2 separate regions of the Homo sapiens genome follow, and region 1 is linked to region 2. Evidence: read pairs that join two places in POLR2A ChIA-PET (ENCODE). Cell type or tissue: PC-9. All regions are shown on one strand. Each heading gives the region's core, and the rest is flanking DNA. Links, peaks and the distances in the headings are about the cores only. Region 1 overlaps NRF1 (nuclear respiratory factor 1). Region 2 overlaps ZC3HC1 (zinc finger C3HC-type containing 1).

Region 1 (4,393 bases), core at 93-4,092, 380 kb before region 2:
TTATTCATTTCTAGTATTTAGGAAAACAACCTTGTCCCTGCAACCTTGCTGTAATTACTTACTAGTTCCAGGAGTTTTTTTTATTGATTATTTTGGATTTTCTACATCAACAATCATGTCATCTATGAAGAAAGACAGTTCTATTTCTTCCTTCCCAATCAGGGTACCCTTTATTTCTTTTTAAAAATCTTATTGCATTAGTTAAGACTTCCAGTACAATGTTAAAAAGAAGTGGTGAGAGGAGATTTCCTTGTCTTCTTCCTGATCTTTTTTTTTTTGAGACAGAGTCCCGCCGTTGCTGTGTCACCCAGGCTGGAGCGTAGTGGCATGATCTCAGCTCACTGCAACCTCCACCTTCTGGGTTCAAGCGATTCTTCTGCCTCAGCCTCCTGAGTAGCTGGGATTACAGATGTGTACCACCACACCTGGCTAATTTTTATATTTTTAGTAGAGACAGGGTTTTTCCATGTTGGCCAGGCTGGTCCCGAACTCCCTACCTCAGGTGATACACCTGCCTCGGCCTCCCAAAGTGCTGGGATTACAGGCGTGAGCCACCTCGGCCAGCCTTCTTCCTAATCTTAATGGGAAAGCTTCTAGTTTTTCACATTATGATGTTAATAGTAGGTTTTTTGTAGCTGTTCTTTATCAGGTTGAGGAAATTCCCCTCTTTCTAATTAGCATTTTCTTCCTTTTTAAAACTGAATAATAAGTGGTATGTGTATACCACATTTTTTTTACCCATGCATTCATCGATGGTCACTTGGGTTGCTTCCACATTTTGGCTGTTGCGAATAAAGCTGCTATGAACATGGGTGTACAGATGTCTATTCAAGAATAGCTGGATCATGTGGTACTTCTATTTTTGTTTTTTTTTTGAGGAACTAATATGTAAAGTTTTATATACAAGGACATATTTTATACTGCATTGATGTTTAGTTTATAATAGCAAAAACTTGGCAGCATATTTGATCAGCAAGTGACTGGTTATATAAATTATGACACATGCATATAATAAAGTATTATGCAGCTGTTTAAAAAAGATATGGTAGATCTGTTATGTTTTGACATGTAACAATGTCCAGATATATTGTAATATGAAAAAGACAGACAATATGTATAATATGAACCTGTTTTTATTTTAAATCTATATATATGTATGCTCCAAATTTATTTTTCAAAAATAATGAACTTCTGGGGTGGGGGGGAGTGGAGATTATAAGTGTAATAGAAGAGCCAACTTTTAACCTTACTGCTTTATACATTACTGTATCATTTTGGGGTTTACAAGAAGCACAGTTTTTTGGGTTTTTTTTTGGAGGGGGTGTTTGTTTGTTTTTGAGACAGAGTCTTGCTCTGTCTCCCAGGCTGGAGTACAATGGCACAACCTTGGCTCACTGCAACCTCTGCCTCCCGAGTTCAAGCACTTCTCCTGCCTCAGCCTCCCAAGTAGCTGGGATTACAGGCGCCCACCACCACGCCTGGCTAATTTTTTTGTATTTTTAATAGAGACAGGGTTTTGCCATGTTGGCCAGGCTGGTCTCGAACTCCTGACCTCAGATGATCCACCTGCCTGGGCCTCCCAAAGTGCTGGGACTACAGGCACTTGCCGCCATGCCCTCAAGAAGCAGTTTTATAAGCAGAAAGACCAATTTGAATTTTTGGGAAAAAAGTTATTTGACTCTCACTCGTCTTTGACATACAAAGAAAATGTTAAGTATTTCACTTATTTACTAAGTGTTCTTATGTTCACAAGGCCAAATGCTAGTCACTGAGCTATCTTAAGTATGTTTTTATTGTTATATTTGAATGTCTTTTTATTATTAAGGGTATCTGTTGTTTTGTGATCTGAGGTATAAAATTAGTACAGCGAATTTCCATCAAAATGGTTTCACGTAAGAACACCACTCTGTCATTTTTATGTCACATTTGCATGGTGCTTCCCATTTCCTGTGACTTGGTGTGGCACGGTAAGTAGTGAAATTGGAATTTTGTCAAGGTTCCTCTGCTCTTGAATAAAATATCTCTTAGTTTAAACATTGTGTTATATTACACACTGAATCCTGTTCTTTTTCTTTTTTGTCTGACAGTAGAACTTCATGGAGGAACACGGAGTGACCCAAACCGAACATATGGCTACCATAGAAGCACATGCAGTGGCCCAGCAAGTGCAGCAGGTCCATGTGGCTACTTACACCGAGCATAGTATGCTGAGTGCTGATGAAGACTCGCCTTCTTCTCCCGAGGACACCTCTTACGATGACTCAGATATACTCAACTCCACAGCAGCTGATGAGGTGACAGCTCATCTGGCAGCTGCAGGTAGTGTTGTTTGGATTAGAAGCTCTTCTTTAATTTTTTTTTTTTTTTTTTTGGAGACAGCGTCTCACTCTGTTGCTCAGGCTGGGGTGCAGCAGCACAATCATGATTCACTGCAGCCTTGATCTTCCGGGTTCAAGTGATTCTCCCATCTCAGCCTCTGGAGTAGCTGGGACTGCTGATGTGTACCACCACATCTGGCTAATTTTTGTATATTTTGTAGAGACAGAAATGTCACTGTGTTACCCAGGTTGGCCTCAAAGTCCTGGGCTCAAGCGATCCTTCTGCCTCGGCCTCCTAAATTATTGGCATTACGGGTGTGAGTTACTATGCCTGGCCTTTATCACAACTTTTTTAAGCCTTGCAGTTATAACTTGAGCCTGTATTATACTGAGACTTGAGGTCTGTAATCACTTACTATCAGTGTTATGGCTTTGGTTTTATTTTTTCATCTATTCTGCCTATGTTTTGGCTTTAAACTGAAGCATTTATTCCAATTACGTTAAACAGAATCACTGACATGTATTTAGATTTAAATTTACCTTCTTTTCTATATGCTTTCTCTTTGCCCTACCTGTTCTGTTTACTTTTCTCTTTCTTGGCGTTTTCTTTTGTAGTGATTGAAAATTTTGTATTTTTTCATTTTTTTCTTGTTAGTTTGAAAGTTATAAGCTTTTACTATTATCAATACCTGTAGAAATTGTAACATACATCCTTTATTTATCAATGCCTTATGTTGACTAGGCTCAGTGGCTCACACCTGTAATCCCAGCACTTTGGGAGGCCAAGGTGGGAGGATCACTTGAGCCCAGGAGTTTGAGACCAGCCTGGGCAATGTAGTGCAATCCCATCTCTACCAAAAAAAAATTAGCTGGGTGTGGTGACGTGCTCCCTAGTCCCAGCTACTTGGGAGGCTGTGGTGGGATGACTGATCACTTGAGCCCAGGTGTTTGAGGGTGCAGTGAGCTATGATTACACCACTGCACTACAGCGTGAGTGACAGAGTGAGAGCCTGTGTCCAGTTGAAAAAAAAAAAAAAAAGGAAAAGCAAAACGTTGTATGTACTTGGAACTTTTAACCTCTACAGGGATAATACAAATTTCTTAGAACACTTGCATTTCATGCGCCCATCCTATATGCTATTGTTGTCCTTTGTATTCATTTTTGGTATACAGTTGGCTCTCTTTATCTGTGGGCTCCACATCTGCACATTCAACCAATTTTGATCAAAAGTATTAGGAAAAAATTAAAAGTAACAATATAACAATTAAAAATAATACAAATAAAAGGCCAATACAACAACTATTTGTATAGCATTTACACTGTATTAGGTATTATAATATTAGTATTAGTAACCTAGAAATGATACAGAAGGACGTGAATAGGTCATGTGAAACTACTACACCATTTTATATCAGGGACTTGAGCATCTACACATCAAGATGCTAGAAACAATCTCAAGAGGATTTGAAGGGACAACTGTATTTTAAACACCACAGGACTTTTTTTTTTTTTTTTTTTTTTTGAGATGGAGTCTCACTCTGTCGCCCAGGCTGGAGTGCAGTGGCACAATCTTGGCTCACTGCAGCTTCTGCCTCCTGGGTTGGAGCAACTCTCCTGTCTCAGCCTCCCGAGTAGCTGGGATTACAGGTGTGCGTCACCATGCCCAGCTAATTTTTGTGTTTTTAGTAGAGATGGGGTTTCACCCTGTTGGCCAGGCCGGTCTTGAATTCCTGACCTCGGGTGATCCACCCATCTCGGCCTCCCAGAGTGCTGGGATTATAGGCGTGAGCCACCGCATCCAGCGAACAATATTTTTATTTAAAAAATAATGTTAATTTTTTTTCCTGCATCTCCAACTGGTCTCCTGAGATGGTTTTACTTCTGCCTAAAGACACCATTTAATATTTGCTTTAACATGGATCTGCTAGTAACAAGTTCTATTTTTGCTTGTCTGTGAATGTTTTTACTTAAACTTCAACCTTGAAGGATGTTTTCACTGAGTATGGAATTCTAGCTTGGTGGTTATTCTTTCCTCATGTTGAAGGTACTGTTCCACTGTCTTCTGGATTCCATT
Region 2 (4,393 bases), core at 101-4,100:
GGCTCACTGCAGGATCCGCCTCCTGGGGTTCACACCATTCTCCTGCCTCAGCCTCCCGAGTAGCTGGGACTACAGGCGCCCGCCACTGCGCCTGGCTAATTTTTTATATTTTTAGTAGAGACGGGGTTTCACCGTGTTAGCCAGGATGGTCTCGATCTCCTGACCTCATGATCCGCCTGCCTCGGCCTCCCAAAGTGCTGGGATTACAGGCGTGAGCCACTGCGCCCAGCCCATTTTGTGATGTTTTAACTCTTGTTTCCATCTTCCCTTCCCCAGCTCAGCTCTGTGGTAGCCTTGAAAACCGACATCCCAGCGGGGCGTGGTGGCTCACACCTGTAATCCTAGCACTTTGGGAGGCCAAGGTGGGTGGATCACCTGAGGTCGGGAGTTTGAGACCAGCCTGACCAGCATGGAGAAACCCCGTCTCTACTAAAAATACAAAATTAGCCAGGCATGGTGGCGCATGCCTGTAATCCCAGCTACTCGGGAGGCTGAGGCAGAATCGCTTGAACCCGGGAGGCGGAGGTTTGGTGAGCTGAGATTGCGCCATTGCACTCCAGCCTGGGCAACAGAGCAAAACTCCATCTCAAAAAAAAAAAAAAAAAACAGAAAACCAACATCCCCACAATCATGGTGAAAACCAGTAGCTTAGCAGTCACCGGAGAGCACAGAAAAGAGGTGGAGCTCCTCCAAAGCCCCATTCCAGAGAACCACCATTATTTGATCTGTGTGGCAGTTGCCTAGAACATTATACTGTCGCAGTGAGAACACCCTTTTCCCCAGACAGGTTTTCAAAAATGATCATTGGCAACTGTTTAACATCACAGTTGCTTTGAGGCAGCAGTATGAGTTGGAGCAAGTAACAAGCTGACCAAAAACCTTAAAAGCTGGGAAATGAAATGTCCATAGGCAGGCTTGAAAGGCTCTGACATATTCCCTGGAATCTAGAAGGACATGTGCAGGTATAGAGCTATACACATGCCCAGCAAAGACCTGAAAAGGCCCTAAGCTCTCTCATCTCTGGCTGATGCTGAGGTTCTGCACAAGCAGGAAGTGAAGGCTAACACAGAACTGCAAACTGCCTGCTTGACTACTGAAGGTGTGCTCCCCCCACCACACACAGAGCTCCTTGGCAAGACTGGGGGACTTATTTGTTCAGGCATTTAAAGAAATCTCTGTCCAATCGTCCTGTGAAAGTTGATTTTGAGGCCGGGCACAGTGGCTCACGCCTGTAATCCCAACACTTTGGGAGGCCGAGGTGGGCGGATCACGAGGTCAGCAGTTCAAGACCAGCCTGGCCAACATGGTGAAACACTGTCTCTACTAAAAATACAAAAATTAGCCAGGCATGGTGGTGGGTGCCTGTAATCCTAGCTACTCGGGAGGCTGAGGCAGGAGAATTGCTTGAACCTGGGAGGTGGAGGTTGCAGTGAGCCGAGACCACGCCATTGCACTCCAGCCTGGGCAACAGAACAAGATTCCCTCTAAAAAAAAAAAAAAAGTAAGTTGATTTTGATAATTTTTGTAAGTGTTCTTTTTGCTCTCATAGAAGATTTTCAGATGCCCTTCCTCCACCATCCCCACTGAAGACATCCTACACAGATTGAGACAAGAAACATGAATTTGAGGCCAGGTACAGTTGCTCATGACTGTAATCCTAACATTTTGGGAGGCTGAGGTAGGAGGATCACTTGAAGCCAGGAGTTTGAGATCAGCCTGGGCAATATAGTGAGACCCCATCTCTACCAAAAAAAAAAAAATTAGCTGGATGTGGTGGCATACGCCTGTAGTCATAGTTACTCAGGAGGCTGAGGCAGGAGGATTGCTTAAGCCCAGGAATTCAAAGCTGCAGTGAGCTATGATTGTGCCACTGCACTGTAGCCTGGGAGAGAGAGAGAGAGGAGAGAGAAACGTGTACTTGATAGAAGAAATGGAAGGAAGGAAGGAAGGAAGGAAGGAAGGAAGGAAGGAAGGAAGGAAGGGAAGGAGGGAGGGAGGGAGGGACAGTAAGAGGGGAAGGGGGGAAGGGAAGGAGGGAAGGGAGGGAGGGGAGGGAAGGAAAGGAAGGGAAGGAAAAGAAAGAAGGGAAGGAAGGGAAAGATGGGAAGGAGGGGAAGGAGGGAGGGAGGAAGGGAGGGATGGACTACCTGATAGAAGAAATAATACTTACAAATATATCAGTGCTCTCCTGCTTACTAAAATTAATTTTTAAAATTAATTATTATTAGCCAGGTGGCACTTGTAAACCCAGCTACTCTGGATACTGAGGCAGAAGTATCACTTGAGCCCAAGAGTTCAAGGTCAGTCCGGGCAATAGAGAGAGACACCATCTTTTTCCTTTGCTGCAGTGCAGTGGTGCAATCATGGCTCGCCACAGCCTTAACCTCCCAAGCTTACGCGATCTTGCCACCTCAGCTTCCCGAGTAGCTGGGAACACAGGTATGCGTAACCATGCCCAGCTAATTTTTTGTATTTTTTGTAGAGATGGGGTTTTACTATATTGTCCAGGCTGGTCTTGAATTCCTGGACTCAAGCAATCTGCCCACTTCAGCCTCCGAAAGTGCTGGGACTACCCTGGCTGCATTTTAGTTTAATTGTAATGATTATTCTCTTATTTGAGTTTCAGATATTCACAAGTGGGGTAATGGATCTCCTTTAAGCTGGCTATTCTATTCTTTTAGCATTGTCTGTAGCATTTCTATAGCATTCTTTTTTTTTTTTTTTTTTTTTTTTTGAGACGGAGTCTTGCTCTGTCGCCCAGGCTGGAGTGCAGTGACACGATCCCGGCTCACTGCAACCTCTGCCTCCCAGGTTCAAGCAATTCTCCTGCCTTAGCCTCCCCAGTAGCTGGGACTACAGGCACGTGCCACCATGCCTGGCTTGTTTTTTGTATTTGCAATAGAGATGGGGTTTCACTGTGTTAGCCAGGATGGTCTCAAACTCCTGACCTCGTGATCTGCCTGCCTCGGTCACCCAAAGTGTTGGGATTACAGGCGTGAGCCACCACGCCTGGCCTGTCTGTAGCATTCTTGAAAGCATTCTTGCTTTCTAGCAACAACAGGATATTCTGGATCCAAGTTGATTTATTGTCCTTGCCCCAAGACATGGAATCAGCAACTCTCCAAAGAGCCTGATCCTTTTAATCACAGTAGACTAAAATGAGGGACCAAAATCTGGTTGCTAACAATGCAAAGAATTGTGGGCAGAAGTGCTGCTGTTACTACATTTGGGCCCCTTCTAATAGCAAAACTGGAAAAGATATTTTTTTAAACAGCCTTACTGAGGTCTAATTGACATAAACTGCACATGTTTGATAAGTTTTAACGTGCACATCCATGTAGCCATCACTGCTAGGTTTCTATTTTAACACCTTGAGTTTATAATTTATTTTCCCAATTTAATGCCGCATATTATTCTATCCTGTTTTTCTTTCATTTCCTTTTTTTTTTTTTTTAAGAGACAGGGTCGGCAGGGCATTTTGGCTCAAGCCTGTAATCCCAGCACTTTGGGAGGCCGAGGCGGGCGTATCACGAGGTCAGGAGATTGAGACTATCCTGGCTAACACGGTGAAACCCCGTCTCTACTAAAAATACAAAAAATTAGCCGGGTGTGGTGGCGGGCGCCTGTAGTCCCAGCTACTGGGTTGGCTGAGGCAGAAGAATGGCGTGAACCCGGGAGGCAGAGCTTGCAGTGAGCCGAGACCCTGCCACTGCACTCTAGCCTGGGCGACAGAGCGAGACTCCGTCTCAAAAAAAAAAAAAAAAAAAAAAAAAAAAGAGACAGGGTCTTGCTCTGTCATGCAGGCTGGAAGGCAGTGACATGATTATAGCTCACTATAACTTGGAATTCCTGGGTTAAAGGGATCCTCCTGCTTCAACCTCACGAGTAGCTTAGGATGACAGGGGTATGCCACCACATCTGGCTAATTTTAAAAAATTTTTTCTTTGTAGAGACAGGGTGCCCAGCCTGGTCCCAAACTCCTGGCCGCAAGTGATCCTCCCACCTTGGCCCTGCAAAACACTGGGATTACAGGCATGAGACTCCATGCCTGGCTGGGGTTATTACTTTAAGTCCTTTTATGTCTTCTAAGTTTAGTTCTTTGCCTCAAGACTTACCCCTTGCAGTTTGTACTCTACCCTAGTTCATGTTATCTATAACATCTCTTCCTTCAAAAAATCTCGTAGCTTCTCATCACATACATTTAATAAAATCATGGTTTGGCCACTGTCTACACTTTAGTCTTCTCTTCTATTCTCCCCACAGGGACACTGTGAGCCAGCCCTGTGAAACTATTACAGCATTCCCCAAATGTACCATCCTTTGGCCTTTTGCTTTTACCCACTGTTGCTGGTCTTTCAAATTCAGCCTAGAGGCCAGGCACAGTGGTTCACGC

What was found. Peaks named below come from ENCODE experiments on the same cell type or tissue, not always from the same donor. Only the 100,000 strongest peaks of a DNase experiment are listed, where the experiment ranks them.
Region 1: POLR2A ChIA-PET joins it to region 2 with 5 read pairs; 3 of 35 experiments call an interaction of 5 or more read pairs at or near these places.

The regions. Positions count from the first base shown.
Region 1 is chr7:129,655,256-129,659,648 of GRCh38, forward strand. It overlaps NRF1 (nuclear respiratory factor 1), which reads left to right. Exons shown (of 11, transcript NM_005011.5): 2 at 2,091-2,319. The coding sequence starts at 2,097. Among named protein-coding and RNA genes, the nearest start is that of NRF1, 46 kb to the left of the region's middle. In PC-9, for the core only: no CTCF peak of the experiment used is centred there; no DNase peak of the experiment used is centred there; H3K27ac peaks cover 563 bases.
Region 2 is chr7:130,030,737-130,035,129 of GRCh38, forward strand. All of the region lies in intron 4 of ZC3HC1 (zinc finger C3HC-type containing 1), which reads right to left. Among named protein-coding and RNA genes, the nearest start is that of ZC3HC1, 18 kb to the right of the region's middle. In PC-9, for the core only: no CTCF peak of the experiment used is centred there; no DNase peak of the experiment used is centred there.